7 separate regions of the Homo sapiens genome follow, and regions 1, 2, 3, 4, 6 and 7 are each linked to region 5. Evidence: chromatin contacts called from ENCODE Hi-C or POLR2A ChIA-PET data. All regions are on one chromosome and are shown on one strand. Each heading gives the region's core, a stretch centred on a gene start or an enhancer-like site at or near the end of the contact. The rest is flanking DNA. Distances are from core to core; before and after follow the strand shown.

What was found. A loop is a pair of places that touch in the nucleus more often than their neighbours do. ChIA-PET counts read pairs that join two places held with the same protein, here RNA polymerase II (POLR2A). Pooled maps may share reads with other maps.
Region 1: a loop to region 5 is called in a pooled map, with 8 times the contacts of the local background. The contact joins the promoter of SYNE3 here to the enhancer-like site in region 5. A Hi-C loop is called at or near these places in 1 of 168 maps with a recorded cell type or tissue (CD8-positive, alpha-beta T cell), 12 of 37 single-sample maps with no recorded cell type and 14 of 50 pooled maps.
Region 2: a loop to region 5 is called in a pooled map, with 4 times the contacts of the local background. The contact joins two enhancer-like sites. A Hi-C loop is called at or near these places in 4 of 37 single-sample maps with no recorded cell type and 2 of 50 pooled maps. POLR2A ChIA-PET finds 5 or more read pairs at or near these places in 1 of 52 experiments (activated CD4-positive, alpha-beta T cell).
Region 3: a pooled map shows a loop between it and region 5 (11-fold over the local background). The contact joins two enhancer-like sites. A Hi-C loop is called at or near these places in 6 of 37 single-sample maps with no recorded cell type and 10 of 50 pooled maps. POLR2A ChIA-PET finds 5 or more read pairs at or near these places in 1 of 52 experiments (activated CD4-positive, alpha-beta T cell).
Region 4: a map of OCI-LY7 shows a loop between it and region 5 (7-fold over the local background). The contact joins two enhancer-like sites. A Hi-C loop is called at or near these places in 1 of 168 maps with a recorded cell type or tissue (OCI-LY7), 16 of 37 single-sample maps with no recorded cell type and 6 of 50 pooled maps.
Region 6: a loop to region 5 is called in a pooled map, with 5 times the contacts of the local background. The contact joins the promoter of SNHG10 here to the enhancer-like site in region 5. A Hi-C loop is called at or near these places in 1 of 168 maps with a recorded cell type or tissue (CD8-positive, alpha-beta T cell) and 9 of 50 pooled maps. POLR2A ChIA-PET finds 5 or more read pairs at or near these places in 1 of 52 experiments (activated CD4-positive, alpha-beta T cell).
Region 7: a loop to region 5 is called in a pooled map, with 7 times the contacts of the local background. The contact joins the promoter of LINC02292 here to the enhancer-like site in region 5. A Hi-C loop is called at or near these places in 1 of 168 maps with a recorded cell type or tissue (CD14-positive monocyte), 4 of 37 single-sample maps with no recorded cell type and 5 of 50 pooled maps.

Annotation. Positions count from the first base shown.
Region 1 is chr14:95,514,323-95,517,899 of GRCh38, reverse strand. It overlaps SYNE3 (spectrin repeat containing nuclear envelope family member 3), which reads left to right and starts at 1,250. Exons shown (of 18, transcript NM_152592.6): 1 at 1,250-1,304. SYNE3-AS1 (SYNE3 antisense RNA 1) reads right to left here and starts at 1,780. Exons shown (of 2, transcript NR_188030.1): 1 at 1,680-1,780; 2 at 1-896. RefSeq lists silencers at 995-1,804, 1,554-1,848.
Region 2 is chr14:95,478,846-95,482,360 of GRCh38, reverse strand. All of the region lies in intron 1 of SYNE3 (spectrin repeat containing nuclear envelope family member 3), which reads left to right. Among named protein-coding and RNA genes, the nearest start is that of SYNE3-AS1, 36 kb to the left of the region's middle. RefSeq lists an enhancer at 1,732-2,131. Within about 2 kb of position 1,985, at least 11 of the 41 ENCODE cell types and tissues checked have a DNase peak (open chromatin) inside an H3K27ac peak, as active enhancers do.
Region 3 is chr14:95,263,882-95,267,189 of GRCh38, reverse strand. All of the region lies in intron 1 of CLMN (calmin), which reads left to right. Among named protein-coding and RNA genes, the nearest start is that of CLMN, 54 kb to the left of the region's middle. RefSeq lists enhancers at 1,244-1,293, 1,534-1,583, 814-2,013 and a silencer at 1,734-1,793. Within about 2 kb of position 1,574, at least 22 of the 41 ENCODE cell types and tissues checked have a DNase peak (open chromatin) inside an H3K27ac peak, as active enhancers do.
Region 4 is chr14:95,660,053-95,663,731 of GRCh38, reverse strand. TCL6 (T cell leukemia/lymphoma 6) reads right to left here. Exons shown (of 8, transcript NR_028288.2): 4 at 1,068-1,252. Among named protein-coding and RNA genes, the nearest start is that of TCL6, 9.8 kb to the right of the region's middle. RefSeq lists an enhancer at 382-461. Within about 2 kb of position 1,816, at least 6 of the 41 ENCODE cell types and tissues checked have a DNase peak (open chromatin) inside an H3K27ac peak, as active enhancers do; they include OCI-LY7, where a contact is called at or near this core.
Region 5 is chr14:93,958,070-93,961,323 of GRCh38, reverse strand. All of the region lies in intron 2 of ASB2 (ankyrin repeat and SOCS box containing 2), which reads left to right. Among named protein-coding and RNA genes, the nearest start is that of MIR4506, 11 kb to the right of the region's middle. RefSeq lists an enhancer at 1,060-2,259. Within about 2 kb of position 1,308, at least 8 of the 41 ENCODE cell types and tissues checked have a DNase peak (open chromatin) inside an H3K27ac peak, as active enhancers do; they include CD14-positive monocyte, CD8-positive, alpha-beta T cell and OCI-LY7, where a contact is called at or near this core.
Region 6 is chr14:95,532,394-95,536,121 of GRCh38, reverse strand. SNHG10 (small nucleolar RNA host gene 10) reads left to right here and starts at 1,250. Exons shown (of 1, transcript NR_003138.3): 1 at 1,250-3,210. It overlaps GLRX5 (glutaredoxin 5), which reads right to left and starts at 1,072. Exons shown (of 2, transcript NM_016417.3): 1 at 738-1,072. The coding sequence starts at 1,032. It also overlaps SCARNA13. RefSeq lists silencers at 640-699, 910-1,199 and enhancers at 1,340-1,799, 1,063-1,852, 1,853-2,642.
Region 7 is chr14:95,327,594-95,331,045 of GRCh38, reverse strand. It overlaps LINC02292 (long intergenic non-protein coding RNA 2292), which reads right to left and starts at 1,462. Exons shown (of 3, transcript NR_110127.1): 1 at 1,378-1,462. It overlaps LOC105370637 (a long non-coding RNA gene), which reads left to right and starts at 2,174. Exons shown (of 2, transcript XR_944171.3): 1 at 2,174-3,210. RefSeq lists an enhancer at 3,107-3,176.

The DNA.
Region 1 (3,577 bases), core at 1-2,500, 1.6 Mb before region 5:
CTTTACAATTTAATCTCTTAGGATACTGACTTTTACACGGATCTGTTCTACAAACATCTGCCATCCCTGCTAAGAAACAAAAAAGGAAAACAGCATCCCGGAAGCCCTGGATTTGGGCCAGTTACTAACCCCGCATCTGTAAAATCGCTAGCCGCACCTAAACTGTGATGACTGGAGTTCACATAAAACCTAGTTTTACAACTTGTATCCTTCATTAGTAGCGCTCATCTGATCCAGAGGCGGTGAAGCCAATCATGCAACCATGTAATTACTCGGAAAAAGATAAGGGTTGGGGCCCAGGACTGTTCAAAGCTGGGCTGGATGCACAGGAAGGCCAGTGACTGCTGACCTGGGAGGAGAGCGCCAGGGTGCGAAGGCTTCCAGCCATCAAGCAGTAGGAGTTTGGCAGAAGGCTGTGGAGCAAACGCCGGGCCAAGGCAACTTCATGTGCACAGGCACAGAGGCAGATACAGTTTAGACATTCTGGGACAAGGTTAAAGGGTTGGCGTGGCTGGAGCAGGGGTTGGGAGAGTGGGAGGATGTTTCTGCTGGTGGGGAGGGAGAGGTGAGGCGCATTCTGAGGCCTTGGGTTTGTTGGGGGTTCACATTATGCCTGGGGATTCACATCCCTTGTGACTCCTGGACTGTGGGCCCGGACTGTGGGGGTGGGAGAGGACGGGCAGGGTGCCACTACCCCCCACCCCGCCCTTTCTCCCCGCGCGAGGCTGGCTGATGAGTGTCATTTTCTTCTTGGATTTCGCGCCTACGGGCGGTGTGCCCCTTCCAAGGCCCCCACCTCCGCTCTGTGAGGGCAAGATCTGCCGGTGTCCTAATCCCTTTTCCATGTCTGGGCGCACAGATCCAACTTTCCCGGAGAGGCAGCTCCGCGCCATCCCCTAGGATGAGAAGAGGGTGGGTGGCTGTGTGTGTGTCGGGGAGACAGACAGGGGCCAGGGCTCCGGGCTGCTTTCCAGGCAAGCGTGGACAGGACCCCCCCCTTAACCCCCGCCCCGGGTCCGCGACAGGGAGCGGTGAGGCTTTTCTTCGGCCCTGGTCCCCGGGGCCACGCAGGATGTCCGCCGGGCTGGGGTTGCGCACCCGGGGCCTCCGCTGAGCGCGTGCGGAGAGGGGCGCGGCCTCTCCCGCGGGGCCACCGGGCGGGTCCCGGCGGGGGCGGGGGTACTCGCGGTGTCCGGGCCCGCCCCAGCCCTGCCCCGCCCCGGAGCCGCCCGGGACGCAGGGAGGAGGGAAGGAGGCTCGGCCCCAGCTACCCGCGGCGCCGCGCTCCTCCACGCTCCGGGAGGGTAAGTGGCACGGGGCCGGGAGGCCAGGCCTGGGGCCGGGGGCCGGGGGCCGGGGGCCGGGCGGGTGGGGTCCTCAGCCCCTGGCCCAGCTCTGACACAGCCCCGGGAATCGGGGGCGCCGAAAGTCTGGGGGACCTGGGGAGGCGCGCCCGGCGCGGGGGCGGGGGCCCCGGCGTGACAGCTGCGGGCGGGCGGGTATTTTTAGTTTAAATCCAACCGTTCTGTGCTGGCTGCGAAATTCCCGAGCCTTTCCTTTCAACCCCGGGGAGCTTCGGCCGGCCCACAAGAAAAAGCCCTAAAGCCCCGGGCAGCGCGCCCCAGCGGGCCGGGTGCCTCCTCGGGGCTTCCCTCTGCCTCCCCTAGGGGCGGGCTGACCTGTCACCAAGGCTTGCGCGCGGCGGGGGCCCAATCCGCTCCTGGCGACCGCGAGCGCGCTCAGTAGTGCCTGGGAGAGCAGAGCAGGCGGCGAAGAGGGGAAGTCCAACCCCGAATGCTCAGTTTCGTTCAGACGCCTTTTGGCTATGCAAACTTGGCAAGCAGCTCAACCTCTCTGAGCCTCATTCCCACATTTCTAAAGGGGAGGGCAGTGAGGCCAGAGATGGCTTGCAGGGCCTGAGAGAGCCTCAGATGGATGTTGACTTCCCCTGGGGTCTTGGGATCTTGACCCCAAACAGCAGACCCATTGATGTGGCCCATTGGTCAACCCGGGAGCAGTGTCCTACACCGCCCAGCTGACCTCTGCTTCAAAACTGGAAGCCAGGGGCCTCCAGCCTGGGCGGGGTGATAATGAATATTTTCAGTTAACCACTTTGGCCCTGAAGCTCCAACCCTGGGCTTTCCTGGGACTCTCCCAGGTTCCTGGTCACCCCTTTCAACTCTGAAGGGTCACCCTTATCCCTGCACTGGGTGGGGGGGCTTTCTACAGCCAAGGGCTGCTAGTGGGATAGCTTGATGTGTCTTGGGGGCATGCCCCATCCCACATGAATGAGGGCATGAGGAGAATGGACCGTCCTCCCAGAAAGGAGAGCATGTCATAAAATCACTGCCATTCTGAGCTTGGCAGGACAGCGTCCTTCATCCACCAAGAGAAGCAGAAACAGGCCCAGAGAGGGGGAGTGATTTGCCCAGAGCCACACTGCCTGGCTCTCTTGAAGGGCCTGGGCTTGCCGCCTGCACTTCCAGGGCAGCCAACAGCCCATAGGAGTCAGGAGCTGGGAGGTGGGAGGGGCATATCAGTGCCAACGAGCTGTTTTGCTCAGTTTCCTGTCACTGTGCCCCAGCGGGATGCTCCAGCACATGTGGGTCTGCACATTCCTCAGGCCGGACGGTGCTCGGCAGGCTGACAGCCACAGCTGTGCCAAGCCTGCTGGCCCCAGGCGTTGTTTTCAACCAGAGAGGCCCCTCTGGGGGTGGCTGAGCGGGAAGTGGGCTGGGATGTCTTATTTCTGGAACTCGTGTCTTGCTGGGGGTCCTGAGAAGAAGGCCTGAGGATGTGTTGGTGGCACAGAGGGAAGTGGTGAGAATCCAGGCTCAGGTTTCTGCCTCCAGGTACAGTCTGGCACCTGGCTCCCTGCAGGTACACTTCAGAGTGAGTTGGAGTCCTTTCTGTCTGTCTCCATGGGAACAAGGCTCCTGCTCGGGTGCTTTGCATGCTCTCCAGCAGCCATGGACCTGGCCATGCCTGGGCAGCCCCTTTGCCTTGTGATGCAGCCTGGAGCGGGCTGCCGGGGGGCCCTGGCTTGGCGGCCCCGGGAGGCAAGACTGGGCAGGCCCAGCTCAACGTCAAAAGCACCCTGGAGCCTTTGGGAACCCACTGGGCAGCTAGGCTTCCCGCATTGTCCAGCTGTTAGGAATGGGGCAGTCAAGTTGGATTGCCTGAGTCCAGTCCTGCCTTAGCCCGTTCCTGGCTGTGTAGCCTTGGGAAAGTTGCTTCACCTTTCAGAGCTTCAGCGTCCTTCCCCGTGGAAAGGGGCTAACCATAGCACGGCAGGTGTTGCCTCGCAGGGCCTCATGAGCACTAAACGAGCTTTGCCCTGATCAGCATTTTGTATGGTGTCAGACACAGCACATGTGAGAAGGTGTCACAGTTTGAGGCGAAGGGGCCTCGTCGGGATACCTGGGTTCCCCTCTGCTCTGCCTCTGCCCCTCTTCTCCCTGCCTTGATTTCCCCTTGTCTGTCAATGGTGGGTAGTCCTGGCTCACCCCCCTCATGGTCCTCCCAGCACTGAAAGCTGGCCCTTGGCCCCAGGGAGGGCAGGAGGCTCTTGACCCCA
Region 2 (3,515 bases), core at 736-3,235, 1.5 Mb before region 5:
CCGGGTTCAAGCGATTCTCCTGCCTCAGCCTCCCAAGTAGCTGGGATTACAGGCGCACGCTATCACGCCTGGCTAATTTTTGTATTTTTAGTAGAGACAGGGTTTCACCATGTTGGCCAGGCTGATCTCAAACTCCTGACCTCAGGTGATCCGCCTGCCTTGACCTCCCAAAGTGTTGGGATTACAAACGTGAGTCACCACGCCTGGCCCCAGAGAATTTTAAAAACTGCTGTTAGGGTGTTGGAGGGATTGAGACAGAGGTAAGAACCTGGTCCTTATGGGGCATCAGCCCCTCACCAGTGGCATTGCAAAGCCAAGTAGGGGCCCCACCCAGCACCCTGAGCTTTGGAGAGCCGGGGAAGGGGAAGGGAGGGAGAGAGGTCTGGACCCAGCGACCCCAGGACACAGGGCCCTCAGCCTCAGTTGGCAATCCACGTGCTGACCCAGCAGGCGATCTGCCTCGGGCGTTTTTTCAGTGCCAGGTGCCAGTATCCTTTCCTTCCTGCAAGCCTGGTCCCCCAGAGACCAAATTGCATCTCGGCCAATTGCTTTCAGGCCTGGAATCGGGCAAAGGGAGCTGGTGTCCAGATGGACATTCACAGTTACCCGATGGACCACAGGGGCAGCCCTGGCCTGGGGGCCCACACATCTATTTCTCCCCGTCCTCTGCTCTGCCCTGGGTCACAGGAGAGCTGACCCCCTGCGGGCTGCATTGTCCCGGCTCCCCTATACTGGCTTCTGGCAGGACCAGAGGTAAGTAGTCGGCTGGGGGTTTCTCTGACAGCCTCTCCGCCCTGGGTGGTGTCTCCTGCAGCAGATGTATCTCCTTTGGGGCTCTAGTTCCTGCTGCTCAGCGGCCCCCAACATGGGTCTAGGAACATCTAACATTGCCTCCCCGCCTTGTCTCTCTAGCGTAGGGGTTGATCTCTGGGCTTCCTTTTGTCTCCTCGCAGCTTCTCAGCTCCTCCTCCTCATTACACCCTCCTGGTTCATAGCTGGACTCGGAGGGGCTTTACTCTGCTGATTGGACCTTGACTCACACGGGCTTGCTTTCCTCCCAGGGGCAGTTCTATTGGATGCCCCACGGTAGGTGAAGTTCAACTTTATTTTGGAGTCAATATGGTCTAGTGAGAATCTCGGGCTTCAGAATCCAATAGAACAAGGTTTAAATGTCAGCACTACTGCAAGTGCCTCCATGTCCTGGGCCAGTGACTGCAGTCTGCGCATTCTTATCTAGGGTTGTGGAAGGTAACAGCCGCTCCTGTGCCCCACGCACCTATTACTGACCAGGTGCTCCCACACCTGCCCCAGTCAGCCCCGCAGCATTCTAAGAGGTAGATGCCGCTGCTGTGCCTGGGGTCGGGGGTGGGGAGGAGGCTCTGCCCAGGCCGCCAGCTAATGGGCCACAGAGCTCAGCTGAGAGGCAGCCCCGCTACTCCCCTTCTGCTGCTGCTGAGATGGGCTGGGGCTGCCTTTCAGACCGGGATGCCAGGAGGCCCAAACGGGGTGGCTTTTGGACAAGGGCCTCACGTGGTGTGGGCCTGTCCTTATTTCATGAGTGTTAGCACCTTCTCTTCCATGGCTGGCCTTTTTTTTTTCAGTTTGCATCACGTTTTCCAGTATCCCTGAGTCAACCACACTCTTCCTTATGATATTTCAGCTTCTTCAAAGCACTCTGAGCTTTCTTTATGACTCAAATTAAGGTGTCCCATTTTGAGAAGATGGCTAAAGCCTGGAGCTCAGATTCTGGAAGATTCCTGTCCTCTCCCAAAGTGCATCCTTACTGTCCATTCCTGGGGAGGCTGTGTCTCCAGCCATGCCCACAGACCTTATCCACCTCTGGGGGACTGGCTGGTCTTCCAGGCCCATAGCTTTTGACCCAGGTTCTGTGTTCTGAGCATGGGCTCGGTCTCAAGCCTGCCACATCATCTGCCCCAGCTCGGGGGTTTCCATCATGAAAAAAAAATCACTTCTCTTCCGCTGTCATTTGTGATAACCACATGGACGCTGAAACCCAAACCCAAGGCTGTTTCCTTTCTGTCTCCTCCATACACCAGCGCCAGCATGACCCAGAAAGGGTCAGCACTCTCATGGCCAGCCCTCTCACTGACTCAGTGGGGACAGCTCAGAGACACGCCTAGAGCCCTACTCTCCCGCTGCCTGCAGCCACACCCCAGGGATGTCCCCAGACAGGGCTTGGAAACAGAAAATACTTTTTTTTGCTTCTTTTTACCCCTGAGCACATTTCTTTTGCAATACTGTTTGGAAACTGCACAGTTCTTTTTTATTTATTTATTTATTTATTTTTTAATCCTATCTCCATTCAACCAGTCCAGAGACGAAACTTCTCCCGTGCCAGAGAGGCATGCTGGCTCTGCTCACTCCTGCAACCTTTTCTCATTGTCCTTGGCCGTGTGCGTCTGCCATTTCTGCAGTGACCCCAGTCTCAGCCCACCTTTGAGTGCAGAGTGCTTCCCTCCTCCACACACCCTGGCCTGGAGCTGTCTCCTACCCGCCCCTTCCAATGCCTAACCCTTGCCAGCTCTGGTGCCCTCAGCAGGCAGTGCCTCCCAGCCACCTTCCTCAAGCCAGGTGACAACCACTCCTTTGAGGTCCCGTGGCCCCTGTCCTCCTGTCTCAAAACTCATGCTGGCCTCACTGTAGCTGCCTTACTGTGCGTCCATCCCCGCCCTCCACCCCCACTGCACTGGACATGGAGCCTCACCAGGCCAGAGCCACACTTGGTCTGTCTCTACATCCTCAGCACCTGCACTCAGCAGCCACTTAGTGCACTGATTCATTAGTCTATCAGCTGGTAACCCAGTTCCTATGCTCCCCCAACCTTGAGCTGGTGAGACAGCTGCTGTCTGGATGCAGGTTCCCAAGGATGGAAAGCCCTCCACCCAACACCTGTGCGTTTGGTAAAAAGGAACTATTTCCAAGCATGGTGTGTGCTCCAGGTTCTGGGCAATTTTTTTAAATTTTTATTTATTTATTTATTTTAGAGACAGAATCTCTCTCTGTCACCCAGGCTAGGGTGCAGTGGTACCATCATAGCTCAATGCCGCCTGGACCTTCCGGACTCAAGTGATCCTTCCACCTGGCTAATTTTTTTTTTTTTTTTTTTTTTTTTTTTGGTAGAGACGAGGTCTCACTATGCTGCTTGGGCTGGTCCTGAGCTCAAGTGATCCTCCCGTATCAGCCTCCCAAACTGCTGGGATTACAGGCATGAGCCACTGCACCTGGATGGGTTTTTAAATTAATTAAATCTAGGTGTTATCCCCATTTTCCAGATGAGAATATGGACACCCAGAGAGGTTAAGTGACCAGCCAGATGCCACACAGCTAGTGAGTCATGGGGACTTGACCACTGGGACCAATTCTAGGTCCTTCTGGCCTCATGGCTGACTCTTTCCCAGACATGTGCCGGTGGGGTCACTTAGCCAGCTAGCTTTGCTGCCTGCTGGGCTTTCTGCAGTTGCTGGTTGTAGCCTTGGACCACCTGAGATAGGGGA
Region 3 (3,308 bases), core at 325-2,824, 1.3 Mb before region 5:
CTTGATGTGATCCCAATTGTCTATTTTTTCTTTTGTTCCCTGTTCTTTTAAGGTCTTTTTCAAAAAATCTTTGCCCAAACCAATGTCCTGGAGCATTTCCTCAATGTTTTCTTTTAGTGGGTTCATAGTTTTAGGTCTTAAAGTCTTTAGTTCATTTTGATTTGATTTTTGTATGCTCAGAAATAGGAGTCTAGCTTTATTCTTTGGCATATGGTTATGCAATTTTCCCAGCACCACTTATTAAAGAGACTGCCCTTTCCCCATTTTGGCCCCTTTGTCAAAAATAAGTTGGCTGTAAATTCATGATTTATTTCTGGGTTCTCTATTCTGTTTCATTGGTCTTTGTGTCTTTTTTTATGCCAGTTACCATGCTGTTTTGGTTACTTGGCTTTGTACTGTATTTTGAAGTCAGATAGTGTGATGCCTCCAACTGTGTTCTTTTTGCTTAAGAGTGCGTTGGCTATTCAGGGTCTTTTGTGAATTTTTAGAAATTTTAGAATTTTTTTATATTTCCATGAAGAAAGTCATTGGTATTTTGATAGGGATTGCACTGAGTCTGTAAATCACTTTGGGTGATCTTGACATTTTAATATATTAATTCTTCCAATCCATGAACATGGAATATCTTTCCATTGTTTTGTCTTCTTCAGTTTCTTTCATCAGTGTTTTATAGTTTTCCTTGTAGCCATCTTTCACTTGGCAAAATCTATACCTAGGTATTTTATATTTTTATAGCTATTGTAAATGGGATTGCTTTCTTGATTTCTTTTTCAGATTGTTTGCTTTCGTCATATAAATGCTACTGATTTTTGTATGTTGGTTTTGTATTCTACAACTTTACTGAATTTATCAGTTCTAACATTTTTTGGTGGAGTCTTTAGGTTTTTCTAAATGCAAGATTATGTTGTTTTATATTTAAAGACAAGGATAACTTGACTTCGTTTTCCATTTGGATGCCCTTCGTTTCTTTCTTTTGCCTAATTGCTCTAGCTAGGACTTCCAGTACTATGCTGAATAAAAGTAATGACAGTGGACATCCTTGTCTCGTTCCAGATCTTAGAGGAAAGACTTTCAATTCAGGGGAAGCATACTTTTAGATACGCATTTGTAAATTCCCAAATCAAAGGACTGTGGCACTACCTGCTTACTCCCACTCAAATCTAAAGCTGATGACCAGGTGGGGTGGTCCCATCCTCTGGCATCTTGTGCCTCGACGGTGGCTTCTCCAGTGGCCCGTGTGTGAGATGTCTGGTTTCATCAGGAGATGGCTGGTTGTTGCAGCTGCCAAGAGGATTGTGTTGTGGAGCTGTTGCTATAGAGAAAATCTGATTACATTCAAACTCAAGCTCATTAAATCAGAATTTTCTTCTTCCTCAAGGCTGGAGAATGTCACTAGGAGGCCCTTCCTCTTTCTGCCTTCTTCAGGAAGGTAAACGTTCAACAGGGCTCTGTCTGAGCATGAAAAGAATGCCTTGTTTCTTCTGATCCTAGCCAGCTGCTCGGAATATGACTCACCAGGAAGTGAAAGTGAGAAATTGATATGGTTGGGCAATTGCAAATACTCACAGATGGTCTGATTCACAGGTAGTGCCTTCTCCTCTTTGTAGCACGCACTGTGCCAGGAGTCATACCTATGCATATTAGTCAGGGGTCTCCAGAGAAACAGCCAAGAGGATGAGTCTACATACAGAGAAAGACACTTATTTTAGGGAATTGGTTTATGCAATTGTGGAGTTTGGCGAGATCAAAGTCAGTAAGGTAGGTCAGCAGGCTGGAGACGCAAGGAAAAGTTGCAGTTTAAGTCTGAAGGCACCTGCTGGCAGAATTCCTTCTTGCTCAGAGGAGGTCACGCTTTGTGTTAAGGCTTTAACTGATTAGATGGAGCCCACCCACATTTGATGGAGGGCCGTCTGCTTTTCTCAAAGTCAGCTGGGGATTTTTTTTTTTTTGATTCAGAGTCTCACTCTTTCACCCAGGCTGCAGTGCTGTGGCACAGTCTCGGCTCACTGCAACCTCTGCCTCCCAGGCTGAGACCCTCTCAGCCTCACCCTCCCAGAGCAGCTGGGACTACAGGCATGCACCACCATGCCTGGCTAATTTTTGTATTTTTTTTGTAGAGACAGGGTTTTGGCATGTGGTGGTCTCAAACTCATGGGCTCAAACAGTCCTCCTGCCTTGGCCTCTCAAAGTGCTAGGATTATAGACATGAGCCACTGCAACCACACCTGGCTAATTTTTTTTTTTTTTTTTGGTAGAGATGGAGAGTTATCATGAGATCTGACGGTGTTTTGGTAGATCCATGTTGCCCAGGCTGGTCTCAAACTCCTGGATTCAAGTGATCCTCCTGCCTTGCCCTCCCAAAGAGCTGGGATTATAGGTGTGAGCCACTGCGCCCAGCCTTCAAAGTGTGATTTAGATGTTAATCTTACCTAAAAAACGACTTCACAGAAACATCTAGAATAATGTTTGACCACATCTCTGGGTGCCATTGCCTGGTCACGTTGACACATAAAAGTAACCATCACACTGTGTTTATTCTAAACATGCTCATAGAAGTGGGGGCTTTCCTGTGAAGGGCATGGACCCTGGGAGGCCTGGATGTGAGTCTTTCCTCCTTCATTTTCTAGTAGTGTAACCTTAGCTTCTGCGCGCCTCTGTGGTCTTGTAAACACACTAGCCATTTATTGAGCCCTCTGTACTGAGCATGGTGGATTTGTGATTCTCCCTGAGCTTAAAGACTGAATGTTTTACGGGACTAACCCAGGGTTGTACAGCTGCTAAGTGGGGCCTCGAATCCAGTTCTGGCACTCCGAGGTCACAAGGCTGGCTGAGGATTTATTAAAATAAGATGCAGGGGTCCGGCACAGTGGCTCATGCCTATAATCTCAGCACTTTGGGAGGCCAAGGCAGGCAGATTGCTTGAGCCCAGGAGTTCCAGCCTGGGCAACATAGTGAAATCCTAGCTGTACAAAAATTACAAAAATTAGCCAGGCATATTGATGCATGCCTGTAGTTCCAGCTACTCAGGAGGCTAAGGTGGGAGGATCGCTGGAACCCAGGAGGTCAGGGCTGCAGTGTGAGCTGAGATGGTGCCACTGCAGTCCAGCCTGGGTGACAGAGTGAGACCCTGTCTCAAATAAATAAATAAATAAATAAATAAATAAATAAATAAATAAATAAAGTAATAAGGTGCAAAGTAATAAGGTAGGTGTGTTGAATACCAAGTTGGGAATGGTGGTCATGAATCCGGACTCAGAGGGTCTGAGGTCATGATGATACTAGTGACAATGACCATAACCGACACTCAC
Region 4 (3,679 bases), core at 567-3,066, 1.7 Mb before region 5:
CAAGGTGCTGACACTGTTCCAAATTGCTGTCCACTTAAGATTAAAGTCCAAAAAGAAAGGGAGAAAATAAATCACAAGACATGAAACTGGCCTCACCACTGCTGTCCCCTCTTTGGCTCCACACACACTCTCAGACTTTCTGTTTCTGATTGCAGGTGTGTAGCTGGAAGGTGAACTGAGATAGCATGAAAACAGGTGGCATGGGCTGCAGAAAGAGCACTGGGGCAGGAAACCTGGATCCTGCGCTGCTCGGATGCACTTGGCTGTGTGACCTTGGACTTGGCCATCCACTCTCTGGGCTTCGGTTTTCTCCTGTGTTCAGGGAATTCTCACTAAGTCCTCTTCCCATTCTGCTCCTCTGTGAGTTGAGTGAGGATCTTTCTCTTTAATTTCAGCCTCCATCTTGTAAACCAAGAAGTATCTGAGACAGGTCTCAATCGATTTAGAGATTTGTTGTGCCAAGGTTAAGGACATGTCTGGAAGTAAAAAGACACGAAATCACAGAAACAGTCGCTAGTCTGTGCCTTTCTCCAAAGATGATTTTGAGGGCTTTGATATTTAAAGTGGAAAAGTAGGCTGGAGAGGAGAAAGGCAGTGTATGGTCACATGACTGAATCCACATGTTGCAAAGGAAACGGAGTAGGTAGGGGATAGTCAATTACGTATTTGTCTCATGCTCAATAAATCAGCAGTTTACGTAAGATAAGGTGAACATACAGTAGCTACCTGTGGAGCTATTTAACCTTTTATCTGTAGCTATCTACTTAGGAGCAAAAGGAAAGTCAGCTTCTTGCATGACTCAGCTTTTGGCTTTTTTTTTTTTTTTTTTTTTTTGCCTTTTTGGCATAGTGAACTGGGTTCTGAAGTTTTAGTTTTCCTTTCAGAACCTGCAGCTGCAGCTGTGTCCCATGAGTGTGGTAAGGCTTAGGGTGTTTTTGGAGATGAGCAGACCCAAGTTTTAATTCCAACTATGATGCCCAAATGCTAAGTTAATGTTGGACAAGTATTTAACCAATCTGATCTTCAGTTTGTCATCTGTGAATGCGGAACAATAATAATAATAATACCTTCTTTTGATAATTAGAGATAATGCATATGAGATATAAGCACAGAGCAGATGTTCCATGGCTGGTAAATATTCTCCCTCTTCCTCTTTGTGTGGTTGTCTGCTTGCTGTGTGTCTATGGAAGTCAGATGAGCATTTGCCCAGAGGTTGGTAGATGGAGCCCACAAGCTCATAAGAATAAAATAACTAGAATGGAAACAGAAAATTAGATGTTCCATATGTTGTAACTCATTTTTGGCTGGAAATTATAGAGACCTTGGTTGGGAGTGTCATTAGATACTTGGAAAGGATGGGCGATGATTAGCACAGGTGGCTGGAGATGAACTCCCTGAACCGGCCCTGACATCTTGTTAGAGAGAGAAAAGCTCACATAGGTGTGAGCCTAGAATTTCAGTTAATATGCATTTATTCTGTATCTTGTCATCACAAAGTTGAGTTTCGCAGTCTGCTAAGAAGAGCAAAGAACTTCCCAATAATATTGAAAGGTAATAGTCCTAAGGACCTTGAAAAGCTACATTTGTTAAGGAGTTTACTGTAGAATAGCATGCTTGTTCAGTAAAAGTGAAAAACCACCTTTGTCACAGGTGGTTGATTTCACCGGACAGCGCTGGCGATCATTAACCCACCATGACCTCCCACATTCGCCTTCAGTCACCTCCACCTGTTTTTGCCGGATGCAAAGTATCTGTTTGATGCCAGATAAGTATTTGTTTTGCAAATAAGAATAATGTGGCCGGACGCGGTGGCTTACGCCTGTAATCCCAACGCTTTGGGAGGCCAAGGCAGATCACCTGAGGTCAACAGTTCGAGACCAGCCTGGCCTACATGGCAAAACCCTGTCTCTACTAAAAATACAAAAAAGTTAGCTGGAGATGGTGGTGCACACCTGTAATCCCAGCCACTTGGGAGGCTGAGACAGGAGAATCGCTTGAACCCAGGAGGCAGAAGTTGCAGTGAACCGAAATGGTGCTACTGCACTCCAGCCTGGGTGACAGAGTGAGACCACATCTAAAAAAAAAAAAAAAAAAAAAAAAGTTTAAGTTCTAGATCTACAGATGATCCTGGATCGCCCACATAGGCCCTAAATGTCATCACAAATGTCCTTATAAGAGGGACAGAGGGACATCTGACTGCAGAAAAGGAAAGGCAACGTGAAGACGAAAGCAGAGGGAGATCTGAGGATGCTACACTACTGGCTTGGAAGAGAAGCAAGGGGGACGAAGGGCCAAGGAATGCAGCTCTCCAAGCTAGAAAAGTTCAGGAAGCAGATTCTCCCCTAAAGCCTCAGGAGAGAGCACAGCCCTACCTTGGTTTCAGCCCAGTGAAACTCGTTCTGCACCTTTGACCTCCAGAACTACCAGACAATGTTTGAAGGCACTCAGTTTGTGGGATTTGTTACAGCAGCCCTAGGAAGCTGACATCCCTGTTAAGGCTCAGCGTTGTTCCCAGACAGGGGACTGAGAGCAGGATCCATCCAGCGCTGCTCAGATCTTGCTGTTACCTTCAGGAGGTCCCAGGGAAGAGTTTGGAAAAGGGGAGGCTTTGGGTGTGGAATAGTTAAGTGACTTGTCATACAACCACACCAGAGGACGCTGTGTGGGTGTTAAAAATGACATCCCACAGAGCTTGGATGATGCAGGGAAATGCTTAGGATATAATGCCAAACAAAAAGAACAAGGAGGGAGTATACGTAGTAGAATTGGGCTGTGCTAAAAAGGGGGGCAAGTCCGGTCTGAGAGCAAACAAAACAAAATATTGCAAAATGTACCCAAGGGCTATCTCTGGCTGGGGGGACTCTGGCGACGGCTGTTTACATTGTACTCTTCTGTGTAGGGTCTCCTTTAGGAGGGCTCAGGGCTGCAGAGCAGCAGCCGCTAAGTGAGCAAGTTATAGCCAGAAGATTTTCAAATGTCAGCAGATTGGGAGCTCTGAGATAACATCGGAGACCTCCCAGCTGCTGCTGGAACCCTCAGGGTTGGACCATGGGAGGGGAGGAGGGGGAAGGAGAGAGTGTTGGAAGAACTAAGGAGGCAAGTTACAGACAATAATCTGCCAGCAGACAGGTTTTCTAACCCACCTTGCCTGTGGCTGCGGCACTGTTCTCTTTTTGCTGAGGGAAGTGGGGGATACGAGATGTTCGCCTTTCCCATTATCTAGGTCTCTGAATTATTGGGAAACACACATCTAGGCAAACAGCAGGCTCATTTTAGCGAGCACTATTTCACACTGCTGCCAGCTGGGGCTGGATGGGGCTGGCAGGCATGGCAGCCTCCCTGTCTCCAGACCTGGGCTGAGACTATGCCACTGATCCCAGGCTGGAAGGTGACTTCTATCTCCAAAAGAGCTGATCCTAGTTATCTTGTTCTCCACGTGGTTTGGACATGAAGAAGCCCAGGACTGGAGGAAGAGAGAGCAGTGCCGGCAGATCACTGGGTGAAGCTGTGTCTATCCGGTGCCACCGTGACTAATAAATTGGCAGGGTCCTGTGTCCAGAGGAACCCTGGGCTGCCTAGTGGAGATAGCTGTCAGGACGGACCCTTCTAAACCAGGAGCATGGGTCTTGGCTGCTGGGTGAGGAGTGCATCTGCCAGCTCCAGACAGCAGGATCAGAGT
Region 5 (3,254 bases), core at 59-2,558:
TCTTCCTCTACACTTACTGGCTGTGCAACCTTAGGTGGGTGGCTAACCCTATCTGAGCCCCAGTGGCCTCATCTTTATAACAGCAACAACAAAAACATGCTGTGCTCCCCTTGCAGTATTCCTGTGAAAAGCAAATAAGATGAGGTGGGCGTTGGAGCCTTCCCACATCTTGCAGCTCGTATTGACCTCCCCGGCCCTGTCTGAGTGCTCCAGCACCAATCTCATGATGGCCTCTGCTTCACAGACAAGCTTCTTGGGTCTTCCTGGGACACCCTCCTGAGAGTGTTCCCAACTAGACTGTGACCTCCTAGGGGACAGAGAGCTGAGCTGATACTGTTTATTTATTTATTTATTTATTTATTTATTTATTTATCTCCAGTGCCCAGCTTAGAGCCTGGATCATTGTAGCTACCTAATAAATGTTTTTAAACAAATAAATACCTTTGAAACCAATAAAAAGCTCTAGCAATGCAATTGATCATTATTATATTGTGACCAAAATGGAGTCCACTGAGTCTTCTGGATCTTAGAAATGAAAGATCAGTATCCCAAAGAAAACAGAATTCTGTTAAAAACCATTTCCCAATTTGCTTCTGTCTCACCTCAACGTAAGGCACAGAATTTGATGAGGATCAAATGAGGATCATTTGCCAAGCTTTGGTCCCCTAAGGGACCCCAAAGGGACAGACCTAGCTTCCTGTTCCATGGAGAAGTGGGGTCCATGAACCCATGAAGTGCAGAGCCCAAGGTTTCCATGAATGGACCAGCCAGAGTGAGTCCAGGAGGCTGGGTCTTCCTAATCTTTAAACCTCTGCATTTCATTTAAGATACATTTCTGAGAAGACAAAGGAGGAAAACATGAAGCAGGAACTGGCTGAGGCTGTTGTGTGCACAGCTTCAAACAATTCAAATCAAGCCACCCACACTTACTCTGCACTTATGATATGCCAGGTTGTGAATCAGGGCTGGGTCCTGCTCTCCCTAAGATCACAGTCTAATGAGGGTGAAGGCCCAGAACTACCTGATGACACAGCAGGGAGAGCACAGCTTCCTCAGTTACAGAGGGACCCTGGAAAAGGTCAATTCACTTAGTCAAGGAAGTAGGCTTTGCAGGATGAATAGGAGTTCATCAAGCAGACTAGAGGAAGCAAGCCTCTTTGAGCCTCAGTTCTCTCATTTGCAAAGGAAGCCAATTACATCTCCTTCACCAAGTGGACTGGGGAATTAAATGAGATGCTTGGTGCAATGTGCCTGTTATAACAAGTGCTCAATGAGTCACATGTGTCTCACGGCACAGTGGTGGGCGTGGGGTGGACTCGTGGCATGGGGTGGGCGTGGGGTAGACTCATGGCACAGTGGCGGGTGTGGGGTGGACTGGTGACATGTTGGCGGGCGTGGGGCGGAATCGATTTTGTTAGCTCCCTCCTCTATTAAGGTGCCTACCTGCCCCCTGCATTCAGCCAGGCCCAGCCCAATCACTGCCTCCCTGGGGCTGACCTGGGCTTCTTACTAACTCAGACAGAGCAGCCATCCATTGACTCACCGAGAGGCTAGGAGCACTGTCCTGCCAGCCCATTCTCTGCTCTCACTGAGGCTGACCGTGCCTGAATTCATGACAAGCTGGACTCCAGGGTCAGGTGACGGTGACACATTCTCCACCCCAGAACCTGCCCAGTGACACACAAAGGACAGAGGCCCTACCTGGGGCTCTTCCAGGGCATGACCTACACCCACATCCTGCCGAGGCCAGGCTCCTCTCGCCTGTGATGACTCAGCCCAGGAGGTTTGCTCTGTTGGGAATTCCCCTGCTTGGGGCCCGAGGGGAAATGGGGCCTCCAGCCTTGATTGGCGAGAGCACGAAACCCAGCCAGGGGCCCTGGCTCCCCAGCCAGCCCTGAGACTCACGACTCAGTAACTCTGAGCGGTCGCCTTGCCCAGTTGCCAGCCCCAAAGCCAGTGGATGCACTCGGATCTCAGTGCTCCCAGAATGAGCCCTTCTGCCCCGATCTCAGCCCGTCCTCTGTGACTCTGTGGCTGTGTGTGGCCTTGTCTCCCTCTCTGCTGACTTCCAAATATCCTCAGGATCCACAAAAAGATAAATTTTAATGAGCTGCATCACCACCCAGAGTGGGCCTGGGACTGAGCCAGAGCTGGGAACTCTTTGTTGAATGGAACTCAGTCTGTCTGTTTCCTCATCTGCAAAATGGGAACAGCACACCCGCTGCTTCCATCAATGGTGGCAGGAGAATGGAAATGAGGAGAGGCTCGGCATGACTTTGTGAACATTTGCCCTGCACAGTTGTTAGAAACTGTCATCATCACCAGCTCCCTCCACCTCCATCAACCTCAACATCCCGGCCACCATTGCTGCTGCCATTACTATGCAGAGACAGGTCCTCGTTTAGATGGTGCAGTGGGCTTTTTCCCAGTGCTTTATTATCCTGCTAAAAACATTCTAACAATGGCAGGTAACTGGAGGCCACACATGCACTAAGTATGAGGGTGGCCGTGACCCAAGGATCCTGGGAGGTGGAAGCCCAGGGCCTCATCAAGACGACAGGGCTGGAGACAGCTGAGGTGAGCCTGGCCCCAGGCTGCCTCCACCTGCCGGCTGTCTCTCCTTCTCAGGACCAGGCACTAATGCAAAGGACACTGAACCCAGCAGCTGTCAGGGCTGAGGAGGGGCCTTGGCTCTGGGATCTGTTGGACACTGAATCTCTCCACAGCTACAGAAACAGTGTGGACATCCCCAGTCTGGTCCTGGTCCCACTTCTCCATTTTGCAAATAAGGAAACTGAGGCACAGAGCGGGGATGGGGCTTGTCCAAAGTCACAGGGACAGTCAGTGTGGAGGTCGGAGAGCTGGAGAGAGGACGAAAAGGCAGGAAGAGGCCAGGCCTTCAGAGGACAGGGTGGCATCAGGAGCTGGGCGGACAGTGGTAGTCTGAACCTCTGCTCCACTCGCTGTCATGCTGAAGGTGACCCTGCACAGTTAAGTCCCCTCTCACAGCCTCCCTGTCCTCATCTGTAAAAGGCACCCCCATCTACGGTTGATGGATGTGGATAAATGAGGACACATGCAGGCGGTGTCCTGCCCACCCCAGTGCGGGTCAGTAGAAGGCCAGAAGCAGGGGATGGGAGAAGGCAGGTGGGAGGGCGTGACAGCGGCGAGGATGAGGAAGGCAGCCAGGCCTGCAGGCAGCCCTGAGAGCATGAAGCAGAGGGGTGAGCAGGTTCCCCTCCTCCTGCCACCCT
Region 6 (3,728 bases), core at 1-2,500, 1.6 Mb before region 5:
CAGGGCCCAGGAGCCAGGGCTGCTTCTTTTCCCCACAAACCTCTCCAAGCCCTGGCCCACATAAATTCAGCCCTGTGCTTGAGTATCTAAAGCCAAATGTCATGACTCTTCCCCGACAACATAGATCCCGACTAAGGTCAGCCGACAGCTGTCCCAACCCTTTGCTTGTAGCAACCACAGAGGATGATGCTTGACACCCTGAGCCGTGAGCCAAGCGAGATCAGCCTCCGACCTCACTAGCCTCAAGGGCAACCTCAGCCCTCTCCCCACCATCGACAGCCCTAGACCTTACCCACGAGTAGGCCAATGGCTTCCAACCTCCCCAAAGTGTCCGCGAAAGTACCTATCTCACAGTGGGTCCTTACTATGAGTTTCCTAACCGTGCAGAGCAGTCAGGCAGCGGGCCACCCTCCTCCGAGTCAGTCATTGACAAATCGCCCCGAAACGCCTATATTAGCTCGAAGTGAGGATAAGTGAACCTTTAGGACTTTACCTACTGCTCAAGTTGGCAACAGTACAGAGCCCCAGATCCTCAAGACCCAGTGAAATCAACTACACCCTCAGCCCAGACTCTACTCCAGGGCAGTACTCCTCGCCCTAACCCGGCTCGAACCTTCAGACAGACCCCGGCGGATGGAGCCCCGCTCCCCAGCCCGGCGCGGCGGAACCCCTCGGCCTCGTGCAGCGATGCTCCTGGGCCCGGGGCGGAGGGCGCCTGCCCGGCACACTGGCCTGACCTTGTCGGAGCTCCGGGTCGTCCAGCACGTTGTAGGCCGCGTAATCGCGGACGCCGTGCAGCCGCAGGATCTGCACCACGGCGTTGCTGAAGCCGCACTGGGGCTGCTCCGGCGTCCCCTTGAGGAAGACCACCACCTTGTCCTTCTTCACCAGCGCGTCCAACTGCTCCGCCGAGCCGCCGCCGCCCGCGCCCGAGCCCGCCGCCCGCACGCCCGGACCCCAAAGGCCACCGCCGCCCGCGCCGCGCCCCCAGCGGAGCAGAGCCGCCGCAGCTCGGCCGAGGGACCCGCTCATCTCCGCACGCAAGCCGGAGCCCACGACGGCCCGGGCCCACAGCTGGCCACCCAGAGCGCTCCCCGGCCCGCGGCAGTCCGACCCGCCCCCTGGAGGCCCTCATTGGGCCGGCTCTAAACTGCCCTCCGTGATTGGACAATACTGATCAGTAATTACTCGATTCCACCAATCATGTTGCTCGTCCCGCCCGGCAGGTAGGAGGTGGGCCTTATGCCGGAGCCTCATCCTACTGCCTTACTATTGGTCGTCGGCAACCGCTTTGTTAGTTAATTGGAGAGACTGGATGTCCATCAGGGTCACGCTTGCAGGGCAACGAGAGGCAAAACAAGAGGGAAGACGACTTTCCTCCTGTGAGCCAATGAGGCCAGCTGGACTACGCCGAGACAACTGGGAGAGGCGCGGGACTCGCCCGTTCCGCGGAACGCCGGGAAGGGGTCACCTCCTGATGAAGTTTCCGGTTCCGGTGTCAGCGGCGGTTGAATTGCCATGGCAATGCGGTGGGCGCGCGCTTGTCGTGTTGGTCTCTTGGGAGGTAGCGGGGCTAGGCCGGGCGGGTATCCGCCTCTCCCAGCTTAGGTGAGCGTCCCCGGGCGCCTCCGGAGCGCCGCGGCCGCATGCAGTTCGTCGTGGCGGGGAGCCGGAGCCTGACCGGGGTTCCAGCGCTCGGGCCGTAGCCTTGGCTCCTGGACTTTCCCTGGCTCCGCCGCCACGTGGGAGCTGAGGCTCTGGGGCTTCCGCCTCCGGCGCGCGATTATTTCTCTAGAACAGTTTTCATTTTTAAAATTTGTAAAGCGCTTTTGCCTGTGTGATTTCCTCTGGGTTTTTTTTTTTTTTCTTCCTTTTTGTAGAGACGGAATTGGCGGCGGGGGCGGGGGGTCGATGTCTCACTTTTTTGCCCAGGCTGGTCTCGAACTCCTGGCTTCAAGGGATCCTCCTGCCTCGGCCTCTTAAAGTGCTGGGATTACAGGCGTGAGCCACCGCCCCCGGCCGCCTCTGAGTTTCCAGCCTCGTTGGCCCTCCAGCCTTTTAACCTGTTGGGCCTAGGATCAGGAAAGGTTTGTTGAATGGGGAACTAAGAAGTGAATTCGTTCGTTCGACAAACGTTTCCTGAGCAGCCGCTGGGTGCTAGGCGCAGTGCCAGCGCGGAATGTCCAGGGAGACCTGGTGCCCAAAGCTTGGACCCATCGTGAGAAATGAGAAGCAGATACAAAGCAGTGTGGGAGTGCAGAGGAGACAAAGCAAGCCTCATCAGGCCCATTGCTTGCTCTGCTCTCCCTTGTACTTACCAGTGCTTGACAATATACAGTTATTTACTAGCTTGGTTATTGACTTCCTACCCAGCACTCAGTTTTATTCACTGCTGTATCCTCAGTGCCTAGGACGATGCTTGGAACGTGGTAAGTGCTCCTATTGGCGGGAAGAATAAATCCGGAAGAGCAGGACCAGTGGACTTGCTACATAATCTGTAGTCTTGGAGCCGCACAGGGTTGGTGGTACCCTCGAGCACACCAGACTTGCAGAAAAAGCATACTCCAGAGGAAGCTGAGGCATGCCTGCTCGAGAGCCAGCTGTTCCATGTGCAATTTTCCTCTGATAGTTTCTGGTCACTGTTGCCACGGTGATAATGACTGGGCTATGTCATTATCTATCCGCCAACAGTAAGAGAAGCTTTGCAGTCGAGATATTGTTTAGCAGATGGAGTGTTTTCTGTTGAACACTAAGTACTGCCACAAGTTACTTTTTTTTTTTTAAACTTTGAGTATTTTTTTACAATGTTGCTGGAGGTGATCTGTTTATGCTTTGAGAGTGTTCGAATTTAAAATCAGAAAATCATGTCAGTGAGTGAGTCTTTCAAATAATCCTTCGGCATGAAACCTGAGCCTAGTAAACTATGAAAGTAAACTCGGCACATTACCCGAAAGTCTCAATGTCATATTTTCACCCCCATCAATATTATTGATGATTGCTCATTTTCTAATGTGGGACCTGAAATTTACCAGGTGCTTAAAGAATCTTTTTGTTTTTCAGATTCATTGATTCCAGGTAAATCAGAGGAACAAGCAACATGAACAGAAATATGTAGAAAAAGCTATTATGCAGAAGCATAATTGTTGTTTCAGAAGTCCAGCATCTGGTGCACTTAACAATAGAGAATATATTAAACTCTTTCCAAAATAACCTGTTGTTCCTACCTGTGTTGTAAGTGTTTTGTTTGTTTTTAAGTAAATATTGGTGATTTGTTGCCAAAAACCTAAACTGTTTGTTGCTGTCAACTTAAATAACGAACAGAGAGAGGCTCTCTAAAAGAAAATGGCATTTATTCAGGAATAGAGCACTGCAATGAGAAAATGCATGCGATAGTTAACTGTGTGTATCCTGGGAGATAGAGGAAGACAAAGGTCTTTAAAGGAAAAATGAGGAGGGTTACATAATTGTTTTGAGATAATTATTTTTGACTACAAGGATCAGTAACAAAGGTGACACCAGTCCCAGGTTGGACAGGCAGGTGCTCGGCAGGCATTGCAGAAGTATTTTTTGTGTAAGATTGAGATGGCCTTTGTGCAGGATTGTGGTTTTGGAATCTTCTGTGATCGTTTTTGCTATCAGGCATTTATGCTTGCGAACTCTTTATGGCCTTCCCTGTGTCTATTTTGATTCCACCTTTCTCATTGCCCACTCTAAACTGTAATTCTGCT
Region 7 (3,452 bases), core at 213-2,712, 1.4 Mb before region 5:
AAACAGTTGCACTTGCCTGGGAGTGACACTGGCCTGTAGGGACTGGTCAGATGCCCCCAAGGATAGCACGTGGTCCCTGCTGCGTGCCTACTCTGTGCCAGAAAAGTTCTCCACATCACGTGTATATTACTTCATTGAAAAATCACTGCTATCTGGGCGTGGTGACTCATGCCTGCAATCCCAGCACTTTGGGAGGCCAAGGCAAGAAGATTGCTTAAGGACAGGAGTTCGAGACCAGCCTAGCCAACATGGCGAAACCCCGTTGCCACTAAAAATACAAACAATTAGCCAGGTGTGGTAGCACATGCCTGTGATCCCAGCTACTCAGGAGGCTGAGTCATGAGAATCACTTGAACTCGGGAGGTGGAGGTTGCAGTGAGCTGAGATCATACCACTGCACTCCAGCCTGAGTGACAGAGTGAAACTCTGTCTAAAAATAAATAAATAAAAAATAAAAGTCACTGCCACCTCCATTTTACAAGAGGTACCGAGTGGATATGTTACTTCCCCAGGGCCTCACAGGGAGGAAGTGGTGGAGCTGGGATTTGAACCCGGGCTGTTGTTTTTGTAAAGGATCGAATAAATGCTGTGAATGTACTGATCTATGATAAGCTAGCTGCATGAGATGGAGACTCAGACACAGATGAAGCCAAAGCTGAGATGCAGAATTTACTGAGAAATCGCATTGTATCTCACAAGAGCAAATTGCTAAGCCCACCACGTATCCAGGCTGTGCCGTCCGATTGAAGAGCCTGTGCTCTGAACTCCATACAGCCTCCTTCCTGCAGCTGAGGAGCTGGAGGCCTACGGGAAAATGGGCTCTAGATGGCTGAGTTTCAACGGGAGCCTACCAGTGTCCCTCCCCAGCCTCGCACCTGCCGTGGCTCCATAACCAAGAACCCACTCTCCCTCTGGATCCGGCCCTCCACCCTTCCCTCCCAGCTCATATGCTTGGCCCAGGCTACACTGAGCTCCTGGACCACACCAGGCAGTTTCACACACAGCAGCTTTGCTCACCGGGCTCCCTTCACTTCCCTTGACCATTGCCCACCAGGAAAACATCCACTTATCTTTCTTGGCTTCATTAGGCCTCATCACCTCTACCAAGAGAACAACACTGGACACCAGATGCCCTTTGGGACACACCAGTGTGAGGCCACCCTCACCCTGCTGTGTGACCTTGGACAAGTGACTCAACTTCTCTCAACATCAGTTTCCCCATCTACAAAGTAGGAAAATGTTGTTTACCTCATGGTTTGTTGTACAAGTTAGAAAAAATGCACATCAAGCCTCTGACATGGCTTCTACTAAAAACATGGTACTTATTTTTAGAACGTTTTCCTGCCATCTGCCCCAGAAGAATTGAACTCTGTATACCTGTATACACCTCAGACTCTCTGGACATACTTGTGTCTTTTTTTGCTAGCACTTCTCACAAGCTGGCATCTTGTGTATTTTCCTCTGTTTATGTTCTGTCTCCTTCATTGCGGGACTTATTAAGGTGCAGCTCCTTGGGGGCAGGAATCTTGTCTGTCATGTTCATCACCGGATTCCAGGGCTCAGAATGCTGCCTGGCACTTGCTAGGTCCTCCATTAAAGTTGGCTGGTGAAATGAATGAACAAATAAAGGAATAAAAAAAGGAACAAATGAACCCATACCCACCTCCTGCATTAATCTTATCCATCAATCTGTCCCCAGCTCCCAGCCCAGTAACTGACATGTGTGTTCAGCGGGGATTATAGAACAAATCTTATCAATTCTGTGTTTATGCATTTATAAAACACAATTTAACGACGCACTAAATCAGATCAGCATGAATGAAGCTTTCCAGATGGGCACTGAACCAGGATTCTCTTTCTTCGTGTCTTGCTTTCTCAAAACTGGTCCACATTATCCTCCCCAGCAGCATAAGAACTGCCCAAATTGCCAGCCTTAGAATCATGAGCTAATTAATGAGACTGCTTTGAGTCACTGTGCTTTGCTTGTAGGTATGATCGCCCCACAGCCAAGACTAACTGATGCAACAGAGGAAGGGCTCCCCGAGGAGGGGAGGGCTGAGCTGGATCTGAATAACCAGAAGAAGACTAAGAGAAAGCAGTAAATTCCCGGTGGAGGAATTTCGAAGGTGTGTGTAGGAAAGTCATTTGGAAGGAGATAGGACAGCACTTTTTTTTTTTTTAACACCTTATTGAACATCCAGCCAGAAAATGTACAATTGGCAAACTACCCCCTAGAGAATAACACGCTTGTACGACCAGACCCATATGAGAAACAAAGCATGACCGGCACCCCAGAGGCACTCCTTACGCTCCTTCCATTTCCCACCTCCCTCCCAGGCTAACCACTATCCTGACTTTTCTCATCACAGATTGTGTTATTTTTGTAGCGTTTTTTCAACTGGACTCTGCATTGTGCATTATTTTGTATCTGGCTGCTTTCACCCCATGTTAGAGTTGTGAGACTCATCCGTGTTGTTCTCTCCTTTTCCTCTTGATAAATCGTATTCCATTATTTACCCATCCTCCTCCTGATGGATCTTTGGGCTGTGTTGGCTATGGAGAATAACACTGCCATGAATACTCCTGAACACATCTTTCAAGGAATATATTTGTACACTTTTTTTTTTCTTTTTTCAAGACGGAGTCACGCTCTGTCACCCAGGCTAGAGTACAGTGGCGTGATCTCGGCTCACTACAACCTCAACCTCCCAGGTTCAAACGATCCTCCTGCCTCAGCCTCCTGCCTCAGGCCTGGGATTACAGGCCTGCATCATGATGCCCAACTAATTTTTGTATTTTTAATAGAAGACAGGTTTTCGCCATGTTGGCCAGGCTGGTCTCAAACTCCTGACCTCAAATGATCCACCCACCTCGGCCTCCCAAAGTGCTGGGGTTAACAGGCATAAGCCACCACGTCCAGCTGATATTTGTACACTTCTGGTGAGTGTAGACCGCCAGTGAAATTCTTGGGTCATAAGGTTTGCACAAAAAGCAGCTCTTTTGAGGAACTGAAAGGAACAGGTGGCTTGAAAGAGGAGCGGGGAGCTAATGAGATGAGGGGTCAAAATTTCTCAAGCCCTGTGAACACGGCAAGGAGGCTGATTTTCAAGAGATGTGCAGGGGGAGGCCAGGGAGTGACATGCTCCAATGACATTTTAAGATCACCCTGGAGAGTGAGGTTGGAGACCACCATGGGGGACAAGGAAACAGGTAGGTGGTGGTGGAGGGCATCTAAGGGAGAGATGACCATGGCCGGGACCAAGATGCTGTGGAGATGGAGAGGAGAGGATCGTGCTCTAGTTAGCTAGTACCGCATGACAGAGCTGAGCAGCTTAAAACTATGCAATGGATTTTCTCCAAGGATTTTGGGGGTTGACTGAGCTCTGCCGGGAAATTCTTGTATGGGATCTCTCATGCTGTTGCAGTCAGGTGATACAGGTGATAGCTGGGGC